Regions from separate parts of the Homo sapiens genome. Here region 1 is linked to region 2. Evidence: chromatin loops called from intact Hi-C (ENCODE). Cell type or tissue: CD4-positive, alpha-beta T cell. All regions are shown on one strand. Each heading gives the region's core, and the rest is flanking DNA. Links, peaks and the distances in the headings are about the cores only. Region 1 holds the start of TMEM42 (transmembrane protein 42). Region 2 holds the start of ZNF852 (zinc finger protein 852).

Region 1 (11,951 bases), core at 2,693-7,692, 350 kb before region 2:
ATCTCTATGCATTAAGCAAGTGTCTGGATGGGAGGCCAGGTCCTCTCAGGACAATGCTTGCTCCAAGATGGACTTCTTTCTGCCCTTTTCACTAACTGCCCAGGGAGGCCGACCACCAGCTATCAGCAGCCTTCAGGTCTGGCCTTGGCTGGGTGTCTGACCCATATGGTGAACACACCCTGGAAAGCCTTGAATATCCTTCAGCTTCTTCACTGGTAGAATGGTGGGGTCAGACTAGATCAGGGAGATCAACACTAGAGCCCCTAAGAAAAGGTAGGTGGCTGGTGACCAAAGGGTTCTGAGGTTTGGGCATGCTGAGTCACAGTATGGAACAGGCCCCTTACTGCAGGGCCTCTCTGAGTTTTCAGGTGTTGGTGTGGGAAGCAGGACAGAGGTAGGGACTGAGCTGAGCCCAGTCAGATCGGGCTGACATTGTGGTTCTGGCACTCCTCAGCTGTGTGATGTCAGGCAAATTATTCCACTTCCCCAAGCCTTAGTTTCCTCACCTCTAATACAGGAACAAGAGTAACTCCCTCACGGGTTGGCTGGGAGGCAATGTGTCAAAGTGGAGCTAAATGATTAACATTCTGTGAATTACAGCTTTGTCCTGGCCCCCATGGGAGCTCAAGGGTTTTGAAGAGCAGGAGTTTGCCAGCGAGAGGTGAAGGTAAAGGGAACCCAAGGCAAGGGTAAGAGCAAGTACAAAACATGTTGGCAGGACTGGACATGGTGGATTTGAGAATGGCTGACCTGCAGATGTCTGGGGGGACTCAGCATGGTGGGGCTAGCATGAGGGAGATGGGTACTAAGGAGTCATTGCGGAAGAGAACTCTTGTTGGAGTGGTGGGCTAGGGCCAGATCCCCATCAGAAGGAGCCGTGGAATGGTTTTAGTAAGCTCATTCTGTCAATTGTGCTGACCACAGTAAGGGAGGAGAGCAATGAAGGTGCTACATGGGCGAGGAGGAGGGTCTGGACAAGACCCTTCGCTCTCCTAGCCTCCTGGCTACCAGGTCCCTCTCAACTGCAGGAAATGTATGAAGAAGACTTGGGGCCAGAGATCAGACTCAGGAGAGCTGAGAGGGCCCTCGGACACCCCAGGGGAGAAGTGAGGCAGGTAAGTGCCGGGCTTCAGGCTCTGTGCTGGGAAAGTGTGCAGGCAGCACACAGCCCACTTTGAACTAGGAATTACATTCACATGGTCTAAGATACAAAAAGAACAAGGGGGCCAGGTGCAGTGGCTCACGCCTGTAATCCCAGCACTTTGGGAGGCTGAGGCGGGCAGATCACGAGGTCAGGAGATCGAGACTATCCTGGATAACATGGTGAAACCCCATCTCTACTAAAAATAAAAAAAATTAGCTGGGCATGGTGGCGGGTGCCTGTAGTCCCAGCTACTCGGGAAGCTGAGGCAGGAGAATGGCGCGAACCCGGGAGGCAGAGCTTGCCGTGAGCTGAGATTGCGCCACTGCACTCCAGCCTGGGTGACAGAGCGAGACTGTCTCAAAAAAAAAAAACCCAAAAAAACAAAAAAACAAAAAACAAAAAAAAACCAAAGGGGAATCTGAGAAAGAAAAGCAAATGACAGAAGAGCCCTAAAGGTAAACGCTAGAGGAACAGAGTGGCAGGGAATGGAGGGACCTCTGAACCACTTTCTTTCCCAAGTAAAACAAGGTCTCCAAAGGGAGGTCAAACTTTTCTCCTTGAGAGCACCAGGAGAATGAACAGACCCTGTGCAGTTCAAAGAGCCTTAGCCTGTGTGACCTCAGGAAGTAACCACAAGATCAAGCTCTAGCAGGTGTCAGAGCAACCGAAGCCACAAGGCTTCTGTACCTGCCTCACTCTCCTGCCTCCTCCACATTGGGATTTCAGCTCACTCTGGCTCCCTCTTACTCCAAAGGGAAGGAAAGAATTAAGATACCGTACCTGGTAGTTTTAACTTACAAAAAACGTATTTATTAATCCAGTTTTCCTCTTCTTGCCATAATACATAAGCATGACACAGATGGCCTGATACATCAGCATGGAACTGTCAGAAAGCCCCACCAGTCACTGCTTCTAGAGTTACATGACTGGCTTTTGTTTGGCAACAGGACAATAATTACAGCGTGGTTTCAAGTACCATACACAAAGCAGACCAACCCCAGGATCTCCAGCATCTGCGAAGGCTCACTGGGGTAGGCCTGGGAGGAAGAATCCAAAGCACTGTACAGATGATCAAAACACTTCCGGTAGAACACTGCTGCAGCTGCACCTCTCCTTACAGAGCCAGAGCCTGCTCCATCAGAGGCCTGCTTCCCTTGGCTGATGGTCAGAAGGCTGCACAACTGGATCGCCCTAGGATACAGTCCCACATGACATCCCAAGGCTGGGCCACCATCATGATCTTTCCAGCTGGTCCGTCTAGCCAAGTGGTGCTACTGCTGCTTGTGTGGAAGGGGCTTCCAGGTGGGTGGGAGCTTCCTGTGGATTAGGGTGAGTCCGCAGAGAATAAGGAACACTCCTCCCCACCACAAGACCTCCTGGCACTCTCCATACAGCACATAGCCCAGGAAGGCCTGCGAGACAAAGATAGCTGTGAGGGACTCAACTTCAGCAGGTGGGCACAACCTCACTCTCCTGGGACTGACTTCCTTCTAAGGGTGCCAGGAGGAAAGGTCTGGAGCCAGAAGCCTTGGGCTTGAAACCTAGCTGTCACCTTCATCAAGTCACTCTATTCAATCTCCCCTGCATGAGTGGAGAGGCTACCTCCCTCACTGCACTGGACCTCAGCAAAGTACACAAGAAAGACCCAGCAGATGCCAGCAGGTAGACACAGCAGGTACATGGTATTTGTTTCTCCCTCAACTCAAGATTGACTACGCTCAGCTCCATCTTGTCAACCTCAGACTACACAGGGCAGAAAAGTTTCTGGGAATCCCAACCCTCTAAATGCCATGGAGCCTTGAGTACACAGAACCCTAGGAAACAGCTAGGATGCACAGTGACTTCAGAATGAGGGCTCCACCCTGGAGGAACAGCAAGCAAGTAGGCTTTTTACTGTCAGGCTTCACTCATATCTAACTTAAGAATTCTTCCATGATTAGAATTACATTTGCTCCATGAATAGAGCACTCATCCAGGGGTCAAGCCACAGCCCAACCTCTGCTTCAGTTCCTGTCCTTTCTCCTGTCTGGGAAAGGAGGGGTTATCCAAAGACAACTCACCCAGAACCCAGATTTAGGACAAGAGCACCACACCCTCAGGCTACTCACCGAGCTGAGGATATTTGAAAAAGTCACTGTGACAGATGCAATGGCTGAAGACATGGAGAAACTGAGGCCCCGGCTAAAGAAGGTCCACATCAGAGAATTGGTGCTCGCCATCACAATAATGCCTAAGACGCATAAACCCATGCTCACCTGCAGGAGAAAGTGTCACTGCAGCCACGTCCACCCTGGGCAGCAACCTGCAGACCCCCTCAAAGCACACCCAGGACTGTGGTTGCTGGCACCCAGGCTCCTACTGAGCTCCCACTACAGCTCAGAGGGCCTCAGAGCTTTCCTGCACAGGGCTTCACTTAACCCTCAGTGGGCAGCAGACCCATCTTACAAATAAAGCAAATTCAGAGAAGATACTCATTTGGCCACCTTGCTGGCCATATGATCTTGGGAAGAAGCAAAATGCTAATCCAAAGCCAGTATTTTCTACTGAACACCGGCCCCTTATTGGTCCCACAATGACCAGTGCTTGAAGATCAGTCCCAGAGGGCCAAGTAGTTCTTACTCCGTAGGTAGTAAGCCTAGGGTAGAGTTCTTATTTCTTGAGATCAGGCAAAGCATGAATTAGCAATGTCTGCTCTGTATTCCCACCCCCAAATCCTATACAAGTTACAGCCCACTAAGGCTGACCCCCTCTGGGTATTCTTGAGCTTTTACTCTGTGTTAGGTCCTGGGCTGTGTTTAAGCATTCTCATTTATTCCTTAACTTCATTTTACAGATAAAGAGCCAGGGGCATTAAGTAACCTTCCTAAAGTGCTACAGCGGTGAGAGCCACCAGGCTTCACAAGCAGGCAGTGTACCTCCATGCTCTTAACTAGGGCACAGCCTTGCCTGAGGGAAACACCACCTCAGACTATTTAGTGATCCCAGACATCCCTTGGAGAACTTGCAGGTATTTTCTTTCTTTTTTTTTAAAGGAGAAAGTCTCAAGAGAAGAGAAGATCTTTAGAAGCCTCCTACACAAAGGATATGCAGTCCCCCTTGCTTGGTGGTGAGTTAGAAACCTGCCTGGAGACAAGGCGGCGGGGGGGGGGGGTGCGGAATCTAAATATACTTATTACTTGTAATGGTTTCTCAGCAGCTGAACACATAGTGTCTTGAGAAAAAGGTGCTTGCTTATAACTTACACCAGGGTGTTCAATTTTTTGGCTTCCCTGGGCCACACTGGAAGAACTGTCTTGGGTCACACATATAATACACTAACACTAATGATATATGATGAGCTAAAAAAAAAATAATAAATCGCAAAAAAATTCATGTTTTAAATTTGCAAATTTGCGTTGGGCCGCGAGTTGGACAACCTTGTCTTACACAAAGCAGCATATGGGCCAGTGGCAACCTGCTTAAAGGGTTATGAAGGTCTAGTTCCTGACAACAAACTTCACGGCCCATACAAAGTTATTCATTTTACTTTCGACCACTTACCCCATGAACTACACCCAATGGGATACTAACCTGAAGCATGGCAGCTACTACTGGATTAGCCCTAAATAGGCTTAACCCTAAATAATCAGTGACCACTGTCCAGGTCAGAGGCTAACCTTGGGCTGCAGACGCAATGAAACCCCTATAGCAAGCAGAGGCTGGTCTACGACGTGGGAGGGAGAGGCAGAGATACACCTTAGCAGACGCCAGGATGCAAGTTTAGGAGTTCTCAGCGTCAGGAAAACATCCAGAACGTCTCTGTCAGTATCCTCTTATGCCTACAGTATCCCAAACTCCCAATTTTCCTGGTAGTGGGGCAGACTGGTCATCTGGTCACAACACCCGTTAATTACGGAGTAAAGGGATGGGCAAGAGGCTTCTCACCTTAAGAGTCACGTGGAGAGAAATGCTCAGGCACAAGGGACTTAAAATGAGAGGTAGAGGGTGGATGTAGGAGGTGTAGTTCTTCCCCGAGAGCGAACTAGCCCAACCGGAGAAAAGGTTTTAGGTCCCTGGTAAGGGAAGAGGCCTCAGTCCCCGACGTCTCTTACCACCTACACTGGACGAGGGTTTGGCGTGATTAGAGGCGAAACACTCTCTGCCACCCCAGCTGACCGCAGCGCCGCCCGCGGCCCGGGGCCCCGGCGGGACAGACCGGCGAGGGTGCGGCGGCGCCCTGCGCCCACCCCCGCCCCACCCCAAGAGCCCCGCGGGCCCCGCAGCGCCCCTCCTCCGCCCAGCGGCGCCCCGCCCGCCCGCCCGCAGCAGCAGCACCAACAGCGCCCCGGGCTCGACCTCGCTGCCGAAGGCCAGCTTGGCGGAGGCGGCGGCCAGGGCCCCGAACGCGCCGGCGCACAGACAGTTGAATACGCCCCAAAAGCGGCGCCGCATCGCACCCGCCTGGAGGTGCGGAGGGAATTCCGCGGGGGTGTCAGGGTACGCGGTCGCGGACACGGCGCCGCCCGGAGGCCCCGGCCTCTCGGCCATGTTGCCTGCTGACACCGTGCCTGGCACCCGCTGCCCGCAGGGCAGAGCGCGCGCCGCGATTGGATGGCAGCCTCACGTGACGCGACGCTCCTGTGACGCCACGCTCCGGCAGGCCCCTTGGGAATCGCTCTCCGGCGCCTCGGAGGGGGCGGGCCAGGTGGCAGAGACCCTGGGCTGTGGCGGCCTCCGGCCTAACCTGTAGTAGGTTTGTGCTCTGGGGAGGACGTCGGGACCCGAGGCCTGAGGCCAAGCCGGGTACTGTGGACGCTGTGGTAGAAGGTAAACTTCTCGCGGCTTAGCCGTCTCCATCCCGGCCACCCGGCTCCCGGTGAAACTTATTAAAGATGCCTAACGGGCCCCGCGCCGGCCCACCGAGTCCATCCACGTCGACCAGGCTTCTCCGCTCCACCCTCCAGCCTGAGGACCGCCGGACCAAGAGATGCCTCGGCAGAGGGCGCTGGGGACCTCCAGACCCAGAAAGACGCCAGAGCCCCATATGGGGACAAGCGCATCACAGAAAACCGAAAAAATGAGGATCTGCGATGAGAGGAAGACAATGATCCATAATCAAGCCACGCAGAATCAACATGACTTCTAATCTCCTGTTATACTTACGTATGTTTAGAATGTTTCCGGCTGGGCGTGGTGGCTCATGCCTGTAATCCCAGCACTTTGGGAGGCCGAGGCGGGTGGATCACCTGAGGTCGGGAGTTCGAGACCAGCCTGACCAACATAGAGAAACCCCGTCTCTACTAAAAATACAAAATTAGCCGGGCGTGGTGGTGCATGCCTGTAATCCCAGCTACTCGGGAGGCCGAGGCAGGAGAAGCGCTTGAACCTGGGAGGTGAAGGTTGTGGTGAGCTGAGATCATGCCATTGCACTCCAGCCTGGCCAACAAGAGTGAACTCCGTCTCAAAAAATAAAAATAAAAATAAAATGTTCCCATTTAAAAAGTACACGTCCTTGAAAATAAAGTGTTGAAATGTATAAAGTGCTATTTCCACTCTCCAGGAAAATCAGTGTTAATAGAGCATTTTTCTATATGTCTATTTAGTTATATATAGTTAAAATGTTAAAAAAATTATAGAATATGTATATGCATTTTTTAAACAAAAATGATTTCACAGTTGAACATACTGTTTAGCAGCATTCTTTTTGTATCTTCTGTTTAGCAAGTTTTTATGGAAGTCCTTCCACACCATGCTGCTTCTCTCACAGGGTGGTTTTGTGGCTCAAATAAAAGCACGGATAAGGCCAGGCACGGTGGCTCACGCCTGTAATCCCAGCACTTTGGGAGGCCAAAGGTGGGTGGATTACGAGGTCAGGAGTTCAAGACCAGATTGGTCAAGATGGTGAAACTCCATCTCTACTAAAAATACAAAAAAAATTAGCTGGGTGTGGTGGCGGGCACCTGTATTCCCAGCTACTTGGGAAGCTGAGGCAGAGAATTGTTTGAACCCAGGAGGCAGAGGTTGCAGTGAGCCGAAATTGCACCACTGCCCTCCAGCCTGGGTGACAGAGTAAGGCTCTGTCTCAAAAAAAAACACGGATAATTTCAGTAACGCCAATATGGTACAAACTGTCCCATTTTGCAGATGAGGAAATTGAGGCTCAGAGGTCTCACTGCACCACTCCATTGAGTAAGGAGCTGCTCAAAGATGATACCCTCTGAAAGCTCTTATCAGGAAATCAAGAGGTGTTGCATTGATCAACTCTGCATGCTTTAAAGAATGTAAAGCAAATTTTCTTAGAACAAACGATGCCTCTACTAGCACTAAAGGTTAAGCATCTCAGAGCCACCTCCTCTGTAAAGCCGTCTCTGCTACTCCCCTACCTTTGTACCAGTCCTGTGGTTGTTCCTCTGGTTGTCTGTTTCTCTGCTAGCCTGCAAGCTCCTTGAGGGCAGGGACTACATCGTTGTTAATCTCCAGGTCCCCAGCCCTGGTGATGATGGCTGAAGTGATGCCATCCTCAGACACTGCTGGGAAGTGATTTCTGCCTCTAAGAAACTCCTGTGTACACACATCACCTAGGGATCTTGCTAAGATGAAGATTCTCATTAGGTCTAGAGCTAGACTGAATTTTGTTTGTTTTTAGAGGGAGACAGAGTCTCTCTGTCACCCAGGCTAGAGTGCAATGGTGTAATCATGGCTCACTTCAGCCTTGAGCTCCCAGGCTGAAGCCATCCTCTCAGCTCAGCCTCCTGAGTAACTAAGACTACAGGCAGGTACCATCAAGCCCAGATTATATATATATGTATTTTTTGAGACAGGGTCCTGCTCTGTCTGCCAGGCTGGAGTACAGTGGTGGATCATAGCTCACTGCAGCCTCAACCTGCTGGGCTCAAGTGATTCTCCCACTTCAGCTTCCTGAGTAGCAGGGACTATGGGTGCATCATGCCTGGCTAATTTTTGTATTTTTTGTATAGACAGGATTTTGACATGTGGCCCAGGCTGGTCTTGAACCCCTGGGCCCAAGTGATCCACCCACCTTGGCCTCCCAAAGTGCTGGGATTACGGACATGAGCCACCGCACCCAAGCCGCCAGCTCCAAAAATTAGATTCCAGCCCTCAAAACCCACAACAGGACCTAATTAACCTCGCCTTCAAGGTGTACAATAATAGAGTAAAGGCAGCCAAGTAGCAATGTTTTTCTGAGTTGCAATTAGTTGCCTCCACTGTGAGAGAAACCCCAGCCACATCTCCAGCACACAAGAACTTCAAAACGTCTGAACCGCAGTGGCCAGGCTTTCCTCCAGGACCGCCTCCCACAGGAGCTTGCTTAAAGTGCCATAAATCTGGCCACTGGGCCAAGAAATGCCCACAGCCCTGGGATTCCTCCTAAGCCGTGTCCCAACTGTGCGGGACCCCACTGGAAATCAGACTGTCCAGCTTGCCCTGCAGCCACTCCCAGAGCCCCTGGAACTCTGGCCCGGGGCTCTCTGACTGACTCCTTCCCATATCTTCTCAGCTTAGCAGCTGAAGACTGATGCTGCCCGATCGCCTTGGAGGCCCCCTGGACCGTCACGGACACCGAGCTTCGGGTAACTTTTACAGTGGAGGATAAGTCCATCCCCTTCTTAATCAATACAGAGGCTACCAACTCCACATTATCTTCTTTTCAAGGGCCTGTTTCCCTTGCCTCCATAACTGTTGTGGGTATTGACGGCTAGGCTTCTAAACCTCTTAAAACTCCCCAACTCTGGTGCCAACTTGGACAACGTTCTTTAATGCACTCCTTTTTAGTTATCCCCACTTGCCCAGTTCCCTTATTAGGCTGAAATATTTAACCAAATTATCTGCTTCCCTGATTATTCCTGGACTACAGCCACATCTCATTGCCACCCTTCTTCCCAACCGAAAGCCTCCTTTGTGTCTTCCTCTCGTATCCCCCCCACCTTAACCCACAAGTATGGGACACCTCCACTCCCTCCCTGGCAACCCATCACACGCGCATTACTATCCCATTAAAACCTAATCACCCTTACCCTGCTCAATGCCAGTATCCCATCCCACAACAGGCTTTAAGGGGATTAAAGCCTGTTATCACTCGCCTGCTACAGCATGGGCTTCTAAAACCTATAAACTCTCCTTACAATTCTCCCATTTTACCTATTCAAAAACCGGACAAGTCTTACAGGTTAGTTCAGGATCTGCGCCTTATCAACCAAATTATTTTGCCTATCCACCCTGTAGTGCCCAACCTGTACACTCTTTAGTCCTCAATACCTTCCTCCACAACTCACTATTCCATTCTTGATCTTAAAGATGCTTTTTTCACTATTCCCCTACACCCCTCGTCCCAGCCTCTGCTTTTACCTGGACTGACCCTGACACCCATCAGTCCCAGCAGCTTACCTGGGCTGTACTGCCGCAAGGCTTCAGGGACAGCACTCATTACTTCAGCCAAGCTCTTTCTCTTGATTTACTTTCTTTCCACCCTTCTGCTTCTCACCTTATTCAATATATTGATGACCTTCTACTTTGTAGCCCCTCCTTTGAATCTTCTCAACAGGACACCCTCCTGCTCCTTCAACATTTATTCTCCAAGGGATATTGGGTATCCCCCTCCAAAGCTCAATTTCTTCTCCATCCGTTACCTACCTCGGCATAATTCTTCATAAAAACATACGTGCTCTCTCTGCCGATCATGTCTGACTGATCTCTCAAACCCCAACCCCTTCTACAAAACAACAACTCCTTTCCTTCCTGGACATGGTTGGATACTTTCGACTTTGGATACCTGGTTTTGCCATCCTAACAAAACCGTTAAATAAACTCACAAAAGGAAATCTAGCCGACCCTATAGATCCTAAATCTTTTCCCCACTCCTCTTTCCGTTCCTTGAAGACAGCTTTAGAGACTGCTCCTGCACTAGCTCTCTGTGACTCATCCCAACCCTTTTCATTACACACAGCCAAAGTGCAGGGCTGTGCAGTCGGAATTCTTACACAAGGACCAGGACCGCGCCCCATAGCCTTTTTGTCCAAACAACTTGACCTTACTGTTTTAGGCTGGCCATTATGTCTCCGTGCAGCGGCTGCTGCTGCCCTAATACTTTTAGAGGCCCTAAAAATCACAAACTATGCTCAACTCACTTTCTACAGTTCTCATAATTTCCAAAATCTATTTTCTTCCTCCCACTTGATGCATATACTTTCTGCTTCCCGACTCCTTCAGCTATCCTCACTCTTTGTTGAGTCTCCCACAGTTACCATTTTTCTGGCCCGGACTTCAGTCCGGCCTCCCACATTATTCTGGATACCAAACTAGACCCCCATGACTGTATCTCTCTGATCCACCTGACATTCACTCCATTTCCCTATATTTCCTTCTTTCCTGTTCCTCATCCTGATCACACTTGGTTTACTGATGGCAGTTCCACCAGGCCTAATTGCCACTCACCAGCAAAACAGGCTATGCTGTAGTATCTTCCACATCTATCATTGAGGCTACCGCTCTGCCCTCCTCCACTACCTCTCAGCAAGCCGAACTCACTGCCTTAACTCAGGCCCTCACTCTTGCAAAAGGACTACGTGTCAGTATTTATACTGACTCTATGCCTTCCATATCCTGCACCACCATGCTGTTATATGGGCAGAAAGAGGTTTCCTCACTACGCAAGGGTCCTCCATCATTAAGGCCTCCTTAATAAAAACTCTTCTCAAGGCCGCTTTACTTCCAAAGGAAGCTGGAGTCATACACTGCAAGGGCCACCAAAAGGCATCAGATCCTATCGCTCAGGGCAATGCTTATGCTGATAAGGTAGCTAAAGAAGCACCTAGCCTTCCAACTTCTGTCCCTCATGGCCAGTTTTTCTCCGTCTCATCAGTCACTCCCACCTACTTTCCCACTGAAACTTCCACCTGTCAGTCTCTCCCCACACAAGGCAAATGGTTCTTGGACCAAGAAAAATATCTCCTTCCAGCCTCACAGGCCCATTCTATTCTATCGTCATTTCATAACCTCTTCCATGTAGGTTACAAGCCGCTAACCCGCCTCTTAGAACCTCTCATTTCCTTTCCATCGTGGAAATCTGTCCTCAAAGAAATCACTTCTCAGTGTTCCATCTGCTATTCTGCTACTCCGCAGGGATTGTTCAGGCCCCCTCCCTTCCCTACACATCAAGTTTGGGGATTTGCCCCTGCCCAGGACTGGCAAATTGACTTTACTCACATGCCCCGAGTCAGGAAACTAAAATACCTCTTGGTCTGGGTAGACACTTTCACTGGATGGGTAGACACCTTTCCCACAGGGTCTGAGAAGGCCATCACAGTCATTTCTTCCCTTTTGTCCGCCATAATTCCTGGGTTTGGGCTTCCCACCTCTATACAGTCCGATAACGGACCGGCCTTTATTAGTCAAATCACCCAAGCAGTTTCTCAGGCTCTTGGTATTCAGTGAAACCTTCATACCCCTTACCATCCTCAATCTTCAGGAAAGGTAGAACGGACTAATGGTCTTTTAAAAACACACCTCACCAAGCTCAGCCTCAACTTAAAAAAAAAGAACTCTCAAAAATAGAGCCCAAAAACTCACCAACCAACCAATCAATTACACTAAATCCCCTTGGATGCTCTCTAATTGGATGTCCTGCGTCCTCCCAATTCTTAGTCCTTTAATATCTGTTTTTCTCCTTCTCTTATTTGGACCTTGTGTCTTTAGTTTCTCAATTCATACAAAACCACATCCAGGCCATCACCAATAATTCTATACGACAAATCCTCCTTCTAACAACCCCACAATATCACCCCTCACCCCAAAATCTTTCTTCAATTGA
Region 2 (11,951 bases), core at 2,565-7,564:
GAGACTCCATCTCTACAAAAAATTTTTAAAAAAATTAGCTGGGCATGGTGGCATGCACCTGTGGTCCTAGCTACTTGGGAGGTTGAGACAAGAGGAACCCTTGAGCCCAGGAGTTTGAGGCTGCAGTGAGCTGTGATCATGCCACAGCCTCAGCAACAGAGTGAGATCCTATCTCAATTAAAAAAAAAAATCTTCTCACACCTGTAATCCCAGCACTTTGGGAGGCCAAGGTGGGAGGATGACTTGAGCCCAGGAGTTCGAGAGCAGCCTGGGCAATATGAAGAGATCCCATTCCTACAAAAATTTTGCAAATTAGGCATGTGTGGTGGTGTACACTTGCGGCCCTGGCTACTCCAAAGGCTGAGATGGAAGGATTGCTTGAGCTAGGGAAGGTGAGGCTGAAGTGAACTATGATTGCGCCACTGCACTCTAGCCTGGGTGACAGAGCAAGATCCTGTCTTAAAAAAAAAAAAGTCATAAGGAAGAGAAAATATATTTACTATTTATTAAGGGGAAGTGGATCATCATATAAGCCTTCATCCTCACTGTCTTCACATTGAGTAGGTTGAGGAGGAAGATAAAGAGTAGGGGCTGGTCTTGCTGTCTCAGAGGTGGCAGAGGCAGAAGAAAATTCATGTATAAGTTGACCCAGGCCATTCAAATCCATGTTGTTCAAGGGTCAACTGTATTTGAAAAACACAATGTCATTCCTCCATGGGTTATAAAGGTCACGTTAGCCCCGGTACTCCATCCAGACCACCATTCCACCTGAATTTACAACCTTCCTTCTTGGGAGGATCCTAATGTCAGTCTTTATGCACTCACTACTCCTCATGTCAGGAATTACACCCATGTTTGCCAGTCACGAAACCTGCATGTTGGTCATGGCCAAGGCTGGAAGGCCTGATGAATTGTAACATTTCCTCCAGATCCCAGACAAACCTCAGATGGGTTGCCCCAGACCTCATCACTGACCCATATCCTTCACATGATGGCAGCAGATACTATGCGCACACTTCACAGGAGTCCCTCGTTTACACCAGTCATGGTGTTCAGCAGGGAGATGCCTCACCCCTGTGACTACCCAGCCATTTGATTTCTGTCTATTGTCTGCAGTCTGTCTCCTGATTTGGAAGGAACAGTTGAGGCATTCTGACTCTGTATTTAACTGTTCTCTGCCACCGTCCGCTGATTGATGACTATACATAAAGTGTCAACTGGATACTCAATGGTACACATCTTCCTACTAACAACTCCCCTAGTGCTTTCATCTTGCCTTTTATAAGTCTGCATCCAACTTGTTACACTCTAACACCCCAACAGAACAACTATGGTTTCTGTATCTCCCTGCTTCTCTGCACCCACTTCCTCCACTAACATCCTAGCGGCCAGGCCATACAAGACAAACTATTTTCTGCTGGTCTTGACATTAAGGTAACCAGAGCCAGGCCATGTGGGAGATCATAAGCACAGGACACATCCAGCTCTCCTTTTAGCAAGCAACCCATTCATCTCCAACCCACTCAGAGAACAATGACATAGGCTTGTTGAGAATAAAAGAGGCCCTTAACCCCATGGCCCTCTGACACCAGCTGTCCCCACCTTGTCAATCCACCTCATCTTTCTGACAGCAAGGCCAATCCTGAATCGTTCATATGGTCCAGCAACTAAAGGGTTAATTGGGTGATTGGGGGAGGGGCTAAAGGAGCTGTTTTTCCACCTTGTCTCCTTCTACCTATGAGGAGGGGCTGCAGGAAGGGAAAGAAATTGACCTCCTCAACGACTTCCTTCCAGTTCACAGACAGAACTGTTTCAGTTCTGTTACCTAGGTCTCTTTTCTTCTCAGGGATGATATTTAAAAGATTAACAACCAGTGGCTGGGCGCCATGGCTCACTCCTGTAATCCCAGCACTTTGGGAGTCCTAGGCAGGTGGATCACCTGAGGTCAAGAGTTCAAGACCAGCCTGGGCAACATGGCAAAACCCCATCTCTACCAAAAAAAAAAAAAAAAAACTTATCCGGGTGTGGTGGTGTGCGCCTGTAGTCCCAGCTACTCAGGAGGCTGAGGTGGGATGATGGCCTGAGCCCAGCAGGTGGAGGTTGCAGTGAGCTGAGATCCTACCACTCACTGCACTCCTGCCTGGGCGATAGAGCCAGACTTTGTCTCAAAAATAAATAAATAAGCCGGGCACAGTGGCTCATCTTGTAATCCCAGCACTTCGGGAGGCAGAGGCAGGCGGATCACCTGAGGTCAGGAGTTCAACACAAGCCTGGTCAAGATGGTGAAACCCCATCTCTACTAAAAATACAAAAATTAGCCAGGCATGGTGGCACATGCCTGTAATCCCTGCTACTCAGGAGGCTGAGGCAGGAGAATCGCTTGAACCCGGGAGGCGGAGGCTGCAGTGAGCCAAGATCGCGCCACTGCACTACAGCCTGGGTGACAGAGTGAGACTCCATCTCAAAATAAATAAATAAATAAATAATTATAAATAAGGCTGGGCGCTGTGGCTCACACCTGTAATCCTAGCACTTGTGGGAGGCCGAGGTGGGCAGATCACCTGAGGTCAGGAGTTCGAGATCAGCCTGGCAGACATGACAAATCCTGGCTCTACTAAAAATGCAAAAATTAGCTGGGGATGGTGGCCTGTGTCTGTGGTCCCAATTACTGGGTGGCTGAGGCAGGAGAATCACTTGAACCCAGGAGGGGAGGCGGAGGTTGCAGTGAGCCGAGATCACACCACTGCCCTCCAGCCTGGGTGACAGAGGGAGGCTCCGTCTCAAAATAAATAAATAAATAAATGAAGGAATTCCTAATGCTAAATGCCACATAATCAAACTGAAATTTTATAGAAGTATGTGAATCCCCTAACAGACCAGTTTTTCCTGCAAACAGGAGATTCATAGCAACCATTCAGAAAGGGCCCAGTTAACCCCAGTCAGCATAAGGAAGGCCCCCTCTGCTTTAATCCTTAAAAGAAAAGTAACCTGATGTTAATCAATCTATTTTTGCTATTGTTTGGTTCTCTTGTTCCCACCTTTAAAAACCCACTGTTCTGCCACATGCTGTTAGTCTACTTTATAGAAGTTTTTACTATTTTGTACCTGCTTCTCCAACTCATAATGTTACACAGCCTCTCCAGGTTGTAGCCCAAGAAGCAGCCTGCTCTTTCTCGTTCTCTCTCTTTCTTCCTTCTCTCTTTCATTCCTTTTCTCTCTTTCTCACTTCCCTCCCTCCCTTCCTCCCTTCCTTCCTTGGGTCTCGCTCTGTCGCCCAAGCTGGAGTACACTGCCCCAATCATAGCTCACTGCAGCCTCGACCTCCCCGGCCCAAGCGATCCTTCCGCCTCTGCCTCCACAGTAGCTAGGACTACAGGCGTGCACCACCAAGCTCAGCTAATGCTCTTTCTGGTCTGAGTTTTGACCCTCATCCTAACCTGTTGTTCTTTGAGTACACTCTGGGCCTTGATGCGTTGGGTCATTCCTGCTTTCCCAGGTGGTAACCGTTCCTGGGCAGGGATTTTAGTTTTCCTTGGAATCTTGCCCTCCTCACTATCCTGCCCACAACCTTCTACCCCTAGCTTCTGGGATCTCAGCTAGGAGCCATGCTATCCCCAACTCTCCCTCTACAGGGACGTGGGACGGGAGAGCTTTTATGAAGCACAGTAGTGAAAAGACCAAAAGATTTGGATTCAGTGGCTATTCCAGTTACTGACTCTATTTCCTTGGGCAACTCAAATCAATGCATGGCAGCCAGTGTGTTATGAGCTACCGGAAGTATACAGAAAAGTACCAGAAAAAATACAAGCATTATCATCAGTCGCTGTCAATTAAATAACTCTGTTACATTTCAACAGTGTTCGTAACCACTTGACATTGATGTATTTGTGTAATTTCTATTATCTGTTTTTCCCACAAAGCTGTAGCTCCATCCAAAGTGGGCAACTGAGTGTCTTGGTCAGTCATGTGCAGCCTGATGACCCTTGAACAGTTGCAAAAGTGCGCCTAGGGCTTGTAGCATTTACTTAAAAGGGGATAATAAACTCTCACGGCCAGTGCTGGGCTTATTGCCTTGTTTGGGAATTTCTCCATTCAAGGGTTTTATGTTTGGGGATGTGCTGGCCCTATTTTTTTGTTTGTTTGTTTTTTGAGACGGAGTCTGGCTCTGTCTCCCAGGCTGGAGTGCAGTGGCACGATCTCGGCTCACTGCAACCTCCGCCTCCCAGGTTCAAACGATTCTCCTGCCTCAGCCGCCGAAGTAGCTGCGATTACAGGCGCCGCGCCACCACACCCAGCTACTTTTTTTTTATTTTTAGTAGACACGGGGTTTCACCGTGTTAGCCACCGATCTCCTGACCTCGTGATCCGCCCACCTCGGCTTCCCAAAGTTCTGGGATTACAGGCGTGAGCCACCGCGCCAGGCCGCTGGCTCTATTTTCACCGCTAGCTTTGGATCCCTTTCTTCCCTGAAGGAAAAGAGGCCTCCAGGGCAGCCGTGCAGAACCGATGGGAGGGATGTAGGATAATACGCCAAAGCCGATAGAGTTCTGGAGCGCGCCTGGGCATCAGAGCGTGGAAGACAAGTGTCCGCGGAAGGAGGCGAAGGATGCTGGACAAGCCCCGCCGCCCGCCGCCCGCCGCCCGCCGCCCGCCGCCCGCCGCCCGCCGCCAGCGGCCCTGGGCCCAGGGAGAAGCAGAGATGTTGGCCCTCCCAGTTTCCTAGAGAGGCCGCAGAGGGCCCGGGGAGGCGACGCGCGTGCGCAACTGGGGAAGCTGGGAGGTAGGCGCGGGGCGGTCGGCTGCGGTGGCGGCGTTTGGATGATTGTCTCTCGGCGGCGGAGTCGGTGAGCGGCCCGGCGGGGCGCGGGGTGCGGAGCGGGGGCGGCTGTGCGTGCGAGAGTGGCAGGTGAGGCCGGGCCTGGAGGCTGCACCCGGGGCGGGGGTCTGGCCGTGGATCCCGCCCGGCCGCGCCGAGGGCATACCTCTTCGCCCCCCGGGCGTCTGGGGCAGAGAATCTGGAAAATTCCCGGTTTCTTCTGGCTTTATCTTTTCACCCAATTATGCGAATAAAGCGTACTTATTAGAGACAATTAGATAAGTGGAAGAAAAGTGAAAGTAGCCACCGTCCGGAAATCTTAGTCTCCAGGTCTCCTGACATTGAAAACATCTGGCATAGACTTCTCCCTTTTTCTTGTCTTATTTCACTTCCTGGCACCTGTCGCCGTCTAACATAGCATGTATTTGTTTATTGGTTATCTTCCCATAAGCCCCTTGCCAGGGCAGTGCTTTCTGTTTGCTTTATTAACTGCTGTTACCTTAGTGTATGGGAAATAGTAGGTGCTCCTAGAAGGTGTTTGTTAAATTAATGAAAGAAGGAATATCTAAACTGGGAGACAAGAAGAATTGACAGTTTTTAATGTCTTTTTTTTTTTTTTAAATAGCCCATTGCCAAGTTAAGAATGTAAGAGTGACCTTGAGCCTGGAACATTTCCTTGCAGAGTTAGAGCCCTCACAGCCTGTGCTGCTGCATTTAATGCCTTGTGTCTTTCAGTGTTTCAGGCTTCATGTGTACTCCTTTGTTGTGTTTAATCTCTTAAGTCAGTGGCCTTCATTCATTCTCTCAGCCTTCTGTATTTCACACCCCATAGGAGTGGGGAGGGTGGATTGAGATCTTTCTTCCTTACTAAGTGGGGTGTGTGCATCACACCAGCCCTATAGCTGTGGAGTGGATCTGCTGGGTGTGGGGGCTCTTTGCATTGCAGGAGGCTGGATCTTGTTCCCTGTTTCTCCTTTTGCTGTAAGTATACGCTGTACCTCTTGGGGCCTGATGTGGTTGGTATCTGTCCTCAGCGACCTCAAATCATGTGCTATCCCTTCCTTGGATGGCCTTTTAATCTTGGCAGCACAGCCTGGCCACCTGGTGAATAGTGGAACAGTCATGGTGATGCATAAGGATCTAGTATGTTCCTTTTAGGTGCTGTATGGTATTTCATCCTATAAAAATGCTACTTTTATTTAGCCATATTGATGGACAAGTAGGTTAAATCCAGTATTATGTTATTACAGAGAATATTTTAGTAAATACCTGTGTAAATGTCTGAATACCCGTGCAAGTGTTTTTCAGGGCAGATTCTTACAAGTTAAATTCCTGTAGCGTAAGGAATATGTCTTTTTAGTTTTACTGTGGACTTTCAAACTATCCTTCCTGTTGGCTATTACATTTCCACATCTATTAGTGGTTTGTGTTTGGTGTTTTTTTCTTTTGCTTTTCTTTTGGACAGAGATTTTTTTCATATTGATGTATTCAAATATATTCACTCTTTTCATTTTGTTGTCTTAAGAAATTCTTGGTTACACCAGGGTTCTTAGAGTCTTTATGGTTTTTTTCTTTTTTTTTTTTGAGACAGAGTCTCACTCTGTGTCACCCAGGCTGGAGTGCAGTGGCACAATCTTGGATCACTGCAGCCTCTGCCTCCTGGGTTCAAGCAATTCTCTGCCTCAGCCTCCCGAGTATCTGAGATTACAGGCGCCTGCCACCACATCTGGCTTTTTTTTTTTTTAAAGTAGAGATGGGATTTCACCATCTTGGTTAGGTTGGTCTTGAACTCCTGACCTTGTGATCCACCCACCTTGGCCTCCCAAAGAGCTGGGATTACAGGCGTGAGCCACCGCACCCAGCCTTTTAGCTTTGTTTTTTAAGTTTCTTTATTTTTTGTGTGATTTTACTTACTATTTTTATTTGCCTAGCCAATTGTCCCAACACAATTCATTGACTAGTTTAATTTTTCCCACTGACTTGTAATGCTACTGTTACCAACTCTCAAGGGAAGTCGTTTGACTTCAGTGGGTCCTTTACCTGCCTGGTGGTGTTCATGCCAATAAAATGAGACCAAGTTTCGTTAAGCAGTGCAGAAACTTTATTTGTTGATGAAGGAATGGAGAAGGAAAAGCTCATGCTCAAAGTACCCTCCTCTGGGTGTGGTGAAGAGGGATTTTTAAGGTCTCTTAGGGCATGTAGTGGGGCAGAGATCCTGGAAAGAGGTGGGGCCCTATGGGAAGAACTGGAGTGTGCTCAGTCTCATTCTTTTTTCTTTCTTTCTTTCTTTTTTTTTCTTTTGCGATGGAGTTTTGCTCTTGTTGCCCAGGCTGGAGTGCAATGGCTTGATCTTGGCTCACCGCAACCTCCGCCTCCCAGGTTCAAGCAGTTCTCCTGTCTCAGCCCCCCAAATAGCTGGGATTACAGGCATGTACCACATGCCTGGCTAATTTAGTATTTTTAATAGAGACGGGGTTTCTCCATGTTGGTCAGGAGGGTCTTGAACTCCTGACCTCAGGTGATCCACCCGCCTTGGCCTCCCAAAGTGCTGGGATTACAGACGTGAGCCACCGCGCCTGGCCAGTCTCATTGTTTCTTTTGTACCCAGCACTATATGTGCCTAGCAAGTGTATTTCTCCCTTCTAGGTGGAGATTTTAATATGGTAATGAAGCAAGGATTCAGGCCTGGGTAGCACTGCTGAGCTAAGTTCTCCTTTGTGGTTACTGATATTTAGCCTTTTTCTCTCTAAGCAAGCACAGCTGCTGGCACAGGTTAATTTTACAGGTTCTGGGGCTCTTTTTAAAAGAAGGTCTTGCTGCTATAAGTAGACAGAGAGGGCCTCCAGGGATCATAGGAATTTAATCAACTTGAGCAGTCAGCCAGTTTTACAGCCTTCTGCCCTGCAGCCTGTTTCTTCCTAAACCCTGTGTGGATTGCAGTCACCTAGTTAGTTAAAACCAGCCCCAGGCCGGGCGTGGTGGCTCACACCTGTAATCCCAGCACTTTGGGAGGCTGAGGCGGGTGGATCACAAGGTCAGGAGATTGAGACCATCCTTGCTAACACGGTGAAACCCTGTCTCTACTAAAAATACAAAAAAATTAGCCGGGCGTGGTGGCAGGCGCCTGTAGTCTCAGCTACTCAGGAGGCTGAGGCAGGAGAATAGTGTGAACCTGGGAGGCAGAGCTTGCAGTGAGCCGAGATTGCGCCACTGCACTCCAGCCTGGGCGACAGAGTGAGACTCTCTCTCAAAAAAACAAAAACAAAAACAAAAAAAAACCCCAGCTCCTGACAGACCCCAGCAACTTATAGATGAACCTGAGTGAACTTTTCTCATTACCATGCTAAAGTCTCCACCCGGGGAGTAGCTATAGCTTCATTACCATAACACATGACTTATGTGCTGGCATAATGACTCACTGCGTCTGTACCACTGGGACCCCTCCTATACATGGGATGATGTAGCCTCTCGCCTCTCCATTGCTCCATAAAATTCTCCTATTACTTTCCCTTGGAGAGATGCTGCTTTGGAAAATACTCCCAGTGTCCTCCTTACTTACACCAAGTAATAAAACTCCTATTGATCTAAACTTGCATTCTCACAAACAGTCGTTTGTTACTCGCCAGGTGAATGAACCTCATTTTTTTTTTTTAGGTAACACTGTGGTGACACTATCTCTGTCATGCATCAAACTTATAAAATTGGCTGGGCATGGTGGTGCATGCCTGTAATCCCAGCTACTTGGAAGGCTGAGGCTGGAGAATCACTTGAATCCAGGAGACGGAGGTTGCAGTGAGCAGAGATTGCACCACTGCACTCCAGACTGGGCAACACGGCAAGACTCCGTCTCCATAGAAACAAAAAAACAAAACTTACATATGTGTATAAGCCTGTGTCAGGATTCTGTACTTTTCCTTTTATCTACAGTTTGCATATTTATATTTCTTCAGTAATATATGCTGTTTCAAGTACTACAGCTTTATATTAAGCCTTATTGTCTGGTAGAACAAAACTTTCCACATCTAAAAAGTTTTCTTAACTATTATTTTTCTCATTCATTTGAATTTTAGAGTATGCTTATCAAGCTCTATGAAAAATTACATTGTAGTTGGCTGGGATTTTGTTGACTTTGCATGTTAATTTAGAAAAAACTGACATCTTGAAGGAGTGTTTTCCCATACAAAATGTATTTATATCTGTTATGTCTTTAGGCAGAGTTTTCTATTTATCCACTAAGGTCTTGTACATTTTTTATTGGCTTTATTTCTGAGTACTTTATATTTTTGTTGCTATTGTTTTAATTCATTTTCTGATTGGTTGCTATTGTGTTGGAAAGTTATTGAGTATATATTGATTATATATTCAATCTCCTGAATGTCTTATGACGTTCTGTTTTTTTGGTTCATTCTGTTTAATTTTTTAGGTGATGTTTCATATCATTCATGCGTATATTTGCTTTGCATCTTTCTTGTCTATTTTCTGCATTTTTTTTTCTGGTCTAATTACATTGTCTAGGATTACAATGTTTGTTCCTATTTTTAATTGCAAAGGTTTTTATGTCTTTACCATTTAGTGTCACGTCTGTTGGAGATTTCTTTCGTCTATTCTGCATGTCAGTTTAAGGATGTCTCTATTCCTGGATTGTTAAGAGTGTGCACAAAAAGAAGATATAGTTATTTAATTTTAAGAGAATACCAATACTGTAAATAGCTTTATGCCAATAAATATGAAAAGCTGGATGAATACTTGGATTGTTTCTTCCTTTTTACTATTATGTGTAATGCTGCTATGAACATTTGTGTATGAGTTTTTGTATGGACATCTATTTTCTTTTATCTTGGGTGTATATATATATAGGAGTAGAATTGCTAGGTCAATTAGTAAATGTATGTTTAACTTCGTGAGGAACTGTCAGACTGTTTTCATAAGTGTATGCATCAATTTACATTTCCACCAGCAGTGGATAAAGTTTCAATATCTCCACATTCTCACTGATTTTTTATTTATTTTTTTGAGACAGAGTCTTGCTCTGTCCCCCAGGCTGGAATGCAGTGGTGTGATCTTGGCTTACTGTAGCCTCGACCTTCCAGGCCCAGGCCATCTTCCCACATCAGCCTCCTGGGTAGCTGGGACCACAGGTGCATGCCACCAGGCCCAGTTAATTTTTTGTATTTTTTGTAGAGAGAGGATTTTGCCATGTTGCCCAGGCTGGCCTTGAACTCCTGGACTCAAGCAATCCACTCACCTTGGCCTCCCATGATTGCTTGTTATTATCGGATTTTTGTTCTAGCCACCTTACTGGGTGTGAAGTACTATCTTATTGTTCGGTTAATCTGCATTCCCTGATGACTATCCTGTGTACTTATTAGACATTTTAATATTTTCTTTGGAGAAATGTCAATTCAGACCCTTTGGCCATTTTCATTTTTATTTTTGAGATGGAGTCTCATTCTGTCACTCAGGCTGGAGTGTAGTGGCGCAATCTCAGCTCCCTGCAACCTCTGCCTCCTGGGTTCAAATAATTCTACTGCCTCAGCCTCCTGAGTAGCTGGGATTACAGGTGCCTGCCACCATGCCCAGCTAATTTTTGTATTTTTAGTAGAGACGAGGTTTCGCCATGTTGGCCTGGCTGGTCTCAAACTCCTGACCTCAGGTGATCTGCCTGCCTCAGCCTCCCAAAGTGCTGGGATTATAGGCGTGAACCACTGTGCCCTGGCCCTATTTTAAAATTTGTTATTTTTTTCTTTTTATTATTGAGTTGTAATATATAAAGAATATAAATATATATTCTCTCTATATAAAGAATATATATATATTAAAGAATATAAATATATTATTTATATATTCCAGATACAAGTCTTTATCAGATACATGATTTGCCAGTGTTTTCTTCCAGTCTGTGGATGGCTTTTCACTTTCTTCTTCTTTTCTTTTATGCACAAGAGGTTTTCCTTTTGGTAAAGTCCAATTTATTTATTTTTTATTATTTTTTCCTTGTTTTAATATGATTTTGGTGTTTACAAATCCGTTGTCATAAAGGTATAAGTCACAAAGACTTCTACACAGGTTTCTTGTAAGAGTTTTAGAGTTTTAGTTCTTTTTTTTTTTTTTTTTTTTTTTTTTTTTGGACTTAGAGTCTCGCTTTCTTACCCAGGCTGGAGTTCAATGGCGCGATCTCGGCTCACTGCAATCTCTGCCTCCCACATTCAAGCAATTTTCCTGCTTCAGCCTCCCAAGTAGCTGGGATTACAAGAGCCCACCACCATGCCCAGCTAATTTTTTCTATTTTTAATAGAGACGGGGCTTTGCCATGTTGGCCAGGCTGGTCTCAAATTCCTGACCACAGGTGATTCACCCACCTCGGCCTTCCAGAGTGCTGGGATTACAGGCATGAGCCACTGCACCCAGCAAGTTTTAGTTCTTATATGTAGGTCTTTGATTTTTTAGAAGTTATTTTTATAGATGGAGTGAGGTAGAGCACCATCTTCATTATTTTGCAGGTGCATATCCAGTTGTCTCAGCACCATTCATTGAAAAGATCATTCTTTCCACTTTGAATGATCTTGGCACCATTGTAAAATAATGACTAAAGATATATAGTTTATTTCTGGACTCTTAATTCTAATCCATTGAACTGTATGTCTATTCTTATGACAGGAATACAATAAATTGAAGACTGTTGTTCTGTAGGAAGTTTTGAAATTGAGAAGTTTGAGTCCTTCAACTTTATTCCTCTTTTTCAAGAAGAATTGTGACTGTATGGTTCTCTTGAGTTTCCACATAAATTTTAGGATCAACTTTCGACTTCTAAAAAGATGCCCCCTGGGAATCTGATAGGGATTGTGTTGAACCTGTAGATAAGTTTTGGGAGTATCCATGGGACTTGTGTTTGAAGAAAAGAGAGGAATTAAAATGTTTTGGCCAGTGTGTGAATTCATTGACATAACTTGGGAAATCCAGAGAGGAAGGTAGTAAGAACATGCATTTTAGACACTGAACTTGAGGTGTTGCAGGACACCCAAGTGCAATGTCCCATAGGCAACAGGAGGCATGTGGTAGGGGTCTAGGAGAGAAGTAAGAACTGTGAGAGCAGTATTAAAGCAATGAGAGTTGGTCAGATTGCTGACGGAAAAAA

Evidence for each region. Hi-C counts contacts between places; a loop is a spot of excess contacts. Peaks named below come from ENCODE experiments on the same cell type or tissue, not always from the same donor. Only the 100,000 strongest peaks of a DNase experiment are listed, where the experiment ranks them.
Region 1: a loop joins it to region 2, with 5 times the contacts of the local background. A loop is called at or near these places in 10 of 110 quality-filtered maps.

What each region holds. Positions count from the first base shown.
Region 1 is chr3:44,855,645-44,867,595 of GRCh38, reverse strand. It overlaps TMEM42 (transmembrane protein 42), which reads right to left and starts at 5,684. Exons shown (of 3, transcript NM_144638.3): 1 at 5,480-5,684; 2 at 3,253-3,399; 3 at 1,932-2,556. The coding sequence starts at 5,671. The coding sequence ends at 2,416. It overlaps MIR564 (microRNA 564), which reads right to left and starts at 5,708; the gene lies at 5,615-5,708. It also overlaps a transcript of KIF15 not described here. RefSeq lists silencers at 5,175-5,224, 5,555-5,604 and an enhancer at 5,635-6,224. In CD4-positive, alpha-beta T cell, for the core only: no CTCF peak of the experiment used is centred there; a DNase peak (open chromatin) is centred at 5,735; H3K4me3 peaks cover 1,784 bases; H3K27ac peaks cover 1,017 bases.
Region 2 is chr3:44,503,446-44,515,396 of GRCh38, reverse strand. It overlaps ZNF852 (zinc finger protein 852), which reads left to right and starts at 4,780. Exons shown (of 4, transcript NM_001423469.1): 1 at 4,780-4,844. RefSeq lists enhancers at 4,326-4,385, 3,844-4,620, 4,621-5,397 and silencers at 4,606-4,655, 4,786-4,845, 4,856-5,015. In CD4-positive, alpha-beta T cell, for the core only: no CTCF peak of the experiment used is centred there; DNase peaks (open chromatin) are centred at 4,296, 4,756 and 5,166; H3K4me3 peaks cover 2,079 bases; H3K27ac peaks cover 1,172 bases.